Regions from separate parts of the Homo sapiens genome. Here region 2 is linked to region 1. The links are chromatin contacts, found by Hi-C or POLR2A ChIA-PET in ENCODE. All regions are on one chromosome and are shown on one strand. Each heading gives the region's core, a stretch centred on a gene start or an enhancer-like site at or near the end of the contact. The rest is flanking DNA. Distances are from core to core; before and after follow the strand shown. Region 1 overlaps SDC3 (syndecan 3). Region 2 has its middle 28 kb from the start of LINC01778.

Evidence for each region. A loop is a pair of places that touch in the nucleus more often than their neighbours do. ChIA-PET counts read pairs that join two places held with the same protein, here RNA polymerase II (POLR2A). Pooled maps may share reads with other maps.
Region 2: a loop to region 1 is called in a map of Right ventricle myocardium inferior, with 2.1 times the contacts of the local background. The contact joins two enhancer-like sites. A Hi-C loop is called at or near these places in 4 of 168 maps with a recorded cell type or tissue (Right ventricle myocardium inferior, cardiac septum, heart left ventricle and 1 more), 2 of 37 single-sample maps with no recorded cell type and 4 of 50 pooled maps. POLR2A ChIA-PET finds 5 or more read pairs at or near these places in 7 of 52 experiments (H1, HCT116, K562 and 3 more).

Annotation. Positions count from the first base shown.
Region 1 is chr1:30,884,165-30,887,370 of GRCh38, forward strand. The region is part of intron 1 of SDC3 (syndecan 3); the gene reads right to left. Among named protein-coding and RNA genes, the nearest start is that of SDC3, 23 kb to the right of the region's middle. RefSeq lists an enhancer at 1,612-2,112. Within about 2 kb of position 1,532, at least 3 of the 41 ENCODE cell types and tissues checked have a DNase peak (open chromatin) inside an H3K27ac peak, as active enhancers do.
Region 2 is chr1:30,850,885-30,853,825 of GRCh38, forward strand. No RefSeq gene overlaps it. Among named protein-coding and RNA genes, the nearest start is that of LINC01778, 28 kb to the left of the region's middle. Within about 2 kb of position 1,378, at least 8 of the 41 ENCODE cell types and tissues checked have a DNase peak (open chromatin) inside an H3K27ac peak, as active enhancers do.

The DNA.
Region 1 (3,206 bases), core at 282-2,781:
GAGGACTGCACCTGCTGGGGAAGGGGCTATGGAGCCCAAGTCCCAGAGAGCAGAAGCCCGGGGAGGAGTGGAATGGGGAGGGCAGAGAAGGCCAAGCTGAAACACCACAGACCCCCCCCAAGAAAAATCCACCAAGCCCAGACACACACCCTCCCACTCGCCCCAACTCACACACTCAAGCCTCTCACAAACCAAACCTATCCCCACCCCCTACTCCCATCTACAAAGGCAGCTCAGAGGGCAGGAAATGTTCCCTTTGGGCCTGTCCCATCCCAGTCAACTCCTCTGCAAAGATATCATGGCAGCAGAGCCCTCCCTACCCCAAGCCTGTATCTCTCCTGTCACCTCCAGTCTGCCCTCTACCCAGCCCTGTGTTCCCACCATCCCCCCAGGATGCCCTTTTTCCCACTGTGGCACCTGCCTCCACCCACATCCCCACCCCAGCCCCAACAGGAGAGCAGGTAGCAGCCCTGGCTCAGGCGCCCACAGCCTCCAAGACCGTGGACAAATCCTCTTCCCCCTTCTCTGCCTTTCCTTTGCCCCATTTGCAAAATGGAAAACCAAGCATGGTGGTCTAAGGGCCTTTCTGATTCTGACACTCTGGACTCCCAAGAATTTGATCCTTAGGTCAAGGAGATCCAGGACAATGTAATTTACGAGAGGGAAAAAATGGAAATAACCCACATACTGAACGACAGGGGACGAGTTAAATAAATGAGGGTACAACCATAACATGGAATATTACGCAGCTATCAACAATTGAGTTCTCACAAATCTACACTGTCTAATGAGGTTATTAAAAGACATAAATGTGTCATAGAAGGCTTTTTTTTACTTGCTACAAGGAATATTGAAGGATGTAGGAAAATGCACATATTGATCATCAGAAGACAAGACAGTATAGCTGTTGATAGGAATATGCAGATGGCTCTCTCAATTCCGATGTGACTTTGGGCAGATATTTAACTCTCTCAGGCTGCTTTAACTGGTAAAACAAAGATAAGAATGCCCACCTCGTGGGGTTTACAGAAGGAGGCTGGGCATGTTCACCCATTAACAAATTGCTCAGTAAATGCTGGCTATTAATATGAGTATCATCATTATGTTTAAAAAATAGGTTACAAAAAATATGTAGAACTTGATCCTGTTTTAATGAACTCACTATCAAAGTGAATTTCCAAATGCTGCATTATAACTAAAGGTTCCCAGAGGCTCTCTCTGGGTGGTGGGATTACAGGCAGCTTTAATTTCTTCTCAGGACCTTTCTGTATTTTCCACAATTTCTCCGATAAACCCATAGCACTTTTGTTATTAGAGAGCGCACATCCTCCCTGAGTCTCCATCCCTGGTGTTCTCTGGTCTGTGAAACTTCCGGGTCCCCTGGTTCTGCTGAGACCCCATTGAGACTGTTCGTGAGGGACCTTACGAGGAAACTGAAAAGGGGGGTGGAAAGGAAATGAACACAAAAGCCTCTGAGGGAGCTGGCAGGGCCCACGGCCCAACCGAGTCTCACCACAGACAGGCTGGCTTGGCAGGACCTGGCTCCCTCCCCTGGCATCAGCCTGTCTGGCGGCCACCTTGGCCTGTGGTGCCCAGACACCCACCCGCCCGCCTTCTCCCATCAGCCCTGTTCCTGGCTCAGCCGGGCTGGCCAGTCTCTGTTGAGGTGCAGACTGGCTGCCCTACAGCAGCCCACTCTGTCCCCTGTGCCTAGACAGAAGCTGACAATGCAACCCTGGGAAAGCCAGGCCCCCTCCTCAACCCAGGGCTGGGACGCCTCCGTCACCGCCCCATCAATCCCAGCCACCTGCCCTCTCACGTCACTCTTGGCCACCCTGACTCACACTGCTCATTGATGCCTGTCCCCAAGCTCGTGCCTGAGAGCAGGACCACCCACTGAGGCCCCGTTTCCAGACCCAGCAGCACCCCCCACACCCCACTCCCAGCTGCCCACCCCCATACTCCTCCCACACAAAACTATTTACAGTTCTGGGAACACGGGCTCCTTCAGGCCTGTTCCTGCTTCCTGGAATACCTTTCCCCACCATCTCTGCCTGGCCAGCACCTACTCAGCTGGTTAATCAGTAAAACCAATGGTTATTAAGCTCCTACTGTGTGCCAAGCACCATCCTAGGCACTAGATATGTCCCCACAAAGCTGGCTCAGCTCACACAATGCCTCCTTTGTCAGCCTGCTTGAATGTCACATACGCACGCCAACCACCTCCCTGGTCCAAATTAGGAAGTCCTTTCTTGGGGACTCAGTACCTCCACTGTGTTGTCATTTACTAAGGGAGAAGGCCCACCAACCATGCTCCCATCACTCTAACAGGCCCTTCCACTGGATCTCAGTGAAACCACTCAGCTGCCCTGGGAAGCAGATAATATGGTCTCCATTTATAGATGAGGAGACTGAGCCTGTTAAGCCACCAGTGGGGTCACACAGGAGTTGAATTCTGGCCTTGTTGAGTCTAAATCCTGTGTTCAGTGAACTCCTGAACCCCTGAGAATGCCTGCAGGGAATGCCAGTTTGTGATTCAAGACTCCTTCCACTGAGCACTTTTCTGGAAAAGGCTGGGCCATTCCATCCCTTATGAAAATGATCACAGCCCCGACGGAGGGAGCCCTCACTAAGTGCCAGGTTCCTTATATGCACATTGCCTCATTTCTCTTCTCACTTGACCAGAAAGGGATTGCCATTCCCATTTCACAGATGGGCAAACTAAAATTCAGAGAGGTGAAGCAACTGGCTCAAAGTCACACAGCAATGGGCCAGGATTTGAACCCAAGATTAGCTGAACCCCAAAGACCATGCCCTTTGGATTGCAGAGCACACCTGCTCCTAGCCCTAATCAGTTTCCCCTACCAGAAGGCTCTCAAAAGCAGGGCAAATGTCAGAGACCAGCACCACCTCACACTCAGCTCCCTGCACAGAGACAGCCTGAAAGCCTGGGAGTGAGTAGAAATGGAGGACAAGGCGCACTCACACGACAGGTGGCCCAGCTCAGGTAGGCACCCCCTGCCCCCACCATGACTCACCAGCAGGTGCCTCTAGGAGTCTGTCTCCAGGCTCCATGACGGTCACTGCCAGCAAACACGGCAAGGGTTGCCCGCTCCTGGGGCCCAGGAGTCTCCGAGGAACAACCTGGTGTGGAGTTAGGTGTTCCCGCCCTGGCTTCCCACTCCCAAACTGGTTACCTGGTCACA
Region 2 (2,941 bases), core at 128-2,627, 33 kb before region 1:
ACAAACTCTGTGCACCTGGGAGGGGCTGAGAGCTGGAGTTGGACAGATTTGGGATGAACAAAAGTCAGTGTAGCTGTGACTCTGAGTGCCGGCCACAAAGGAGAGGTAGCATCTCAACAGGGGCCAGACAACCCCGAGGACGTGGCTCCAACCCCCATGCCTGTCACTACAAAAGCGCCTCTGCTCAGTCTCCCCAACTTAGACATCATCCCCAGGTAGGAGGTCCCCAAATGACTAAGATTATGTTTCTGCTATACTCAATGAAATGAGGGCTCAAAATAGAAATCCAGGTCAGTGATAAAAAAGAAAGTTATATTTCTTATACATCCATTTTGTGACTTCATACCTGATACGCTATCATTGAACCCATTGTACAGATGGGGAAATTGAGACTTAGAATAAGCAGTGAAGATGAGTGTGGATGACCTCCAGGGCCCCAGCGATGAGCTCACACTTCACTTATTCAGTTTGAGTAAACCTAGTATACAGTGGAACAAACTGGGGCTTGATACCTTGACAGTTCCTAGGTTCCAATCCTGTCTCTGTCCCTTGGTCACTGTTGAACAAATTGCCTCTCTGAACCTCAATTTCCATGTCTGTGAGATGGACTAGTAATGCCCTCCTTCATTAATTTGCTCCACATACATTTATTGAGCATCTACTATGTGGCAGGCACTGTACTAGGAACTGGGGATACAGGAATGAATAGACTTTTGGGGGTATGTCAGGATCTACCTGATAAATGATGGGCCACTCCCTCTTCTTTCCCCATCCTGTGGGTGTGCCCCACAGCACCTGCAGGGTATAGTAATATAAATAACTGCCCGGGCATGGTGGTTCACGCCTGTAATCCCAGCACTTTGGGAGGCCAAGGCGGGTGGATCACCTGAGGTCGGGAGTTCGAAACCAGCCTGACCAACATGGAGAAACCCTGTCTCTACTAAAAATACAAAATTAGCTGGGCGTGGTGGCACACGCCTGTAATCCCAGCTACTAGGGAGGCTGAGGCAGGAGAATCGCTTGAACCCGGGAGGCGGAGGTTGCGGTGAGCCGAGATCATGCCATTGCACTCCAGCCTGGGCAACAAGAGCAAAACTCCATCTCAAAAAAAAAAAAGTAATATAAATACCTGTCATGGTGGCTCTAAGATGCCATGGCTAGAAGACTGCAGTGCTCATGGAGTGTTGTCTGAGAAGGGAGACAGCTGGATGAGGCTCCAATACCTCTGTGTTTTCCAGAACCAATGGCCTACAGGGCCAGCCTGCTATCCTGCTGCCAGAGGTGTGGCCTCAGGAGTGGAAATGGAAGTTGCATGGCGAGGCTGGCTCTTAGCCACTGCTTGTACACAGGAAAACATTCTCATGTGAGGAGGGGAAGTCCCGGGAATCCACCCCAGCCAGGCTGCCTGGGACAAGGGCTCCCAGCCTGCCATCTGAATAGTAGCACCATCCAGAGCCAGCCCTGGGCAGGGTTATGGGAGGCAGGGGTGTGTGTGTGCTTGTGCGCGCGTGTGTGTGTTTGTGTGTATCTCTGTGTGGGCCTATTTCTGTGGATCTGTAACTCTGTGGATCTGCGTGTGTTTACGGTTGTATACCTCGATATTACCAAGTCCCAGAGGGGAGGAGTACCCCAGACTGTCCTATACACACAGTCACACTGAGGCAGGAACACATAATTCATATATAAAGACCACACACAGACACACAGACAGACACATATGCATATACTCAAACATCCACGGTCACAGTCACACCACACATCCACAGTCTTCTAGGTGCATAGATTTATAGGTATACACAGACACACACCCGTAAGCACAGACACACACAAACATGCCTTCACACAAGGACATATAGAGAGACACAGGCAGATACCCAAGGGCTGGTGGGACCAAGGCTCAGGGAGGGAGGCCGGAACAGGAGGTGATAACTAAAGGCAGGCAGTACACACACGAGGGCTCCCAGCCTAGGAGGACATAGTTATGCGGGTCCCTCACTGGAGCACAGGGTGAGATGTACCTGGAGAGAGGGCCATAGCAGGAACGTTGGGCCCAGAGGAGGGAGCACCCAGCTCTGTTGGACCGGGGTGAGATCAGGGAGGACTTCCCAGACCCAGTGACAGAGTGTGCTTTAGAAAAGAGCCTAGGCCGGGTGTGGTGGCTCGTGCCTATAATCTCAACACTTTGGGAGGCCATGGCAAGAGGATAACTTGAGCCCAAGAGTTGGAGACCAGCCTGGGCTACACAACAAGACCCTGACTCTACCAAAAAAAAAAGTTCTTTAATTAGCCAGGCATAATGGTGCACGCCTGTGGTCCCAGCTACTCTAAAGGCTGAGGCCAGAGGATCATGTGTGCCCAGGAGTTCAAGAACAGAAGAGAAGGAAACCAACAGAGTAGAGAGGGTAAGAGTCCCAGCTGATCCAGGTGCTCCTGAGCCGATACCATCCCATGCCTGCCAGGGGTGAAGCCGGTGCAGCCCATTTTTCATGTATTCTGGTTGGGTTTCTGGTACCGAAACTAGAAGAGACCTGACTAGCACAGTCCCCTTCTTCATTATTTCTCCCATCTGTCCTTGCCCCATCACCATCGCCTACACAGCCCCCTCCCCACCATAGGCTCTGTTCCACCTACCTCTCCCTCCTCCCCAAATCCATCCTCCAGAGCCCCTGCCTTCCGCCTTCAGTCCTGCATGACCAACCCTCCCCAGAAGGGGCTGTCCTGGGCTCTACTGGCAGCTGAAGGTCAGATTTCACAAGAGGGGCCTCTGGGTTGTATTCAAGGCTGGAAGCTCTGGAAGTAATGGGAAGAGAGAGTGGCTGCAGGCAGCCCACAAGGCTTGGCTTCAGGCCTGGGTAGAGAACCTAGCCTTCTCTCTGTTAGCAGGCACCAATAGAGCTGGCCTGCCCTGGGTCAGGCTTGGGTACCTCTGCCCCATTTGAAA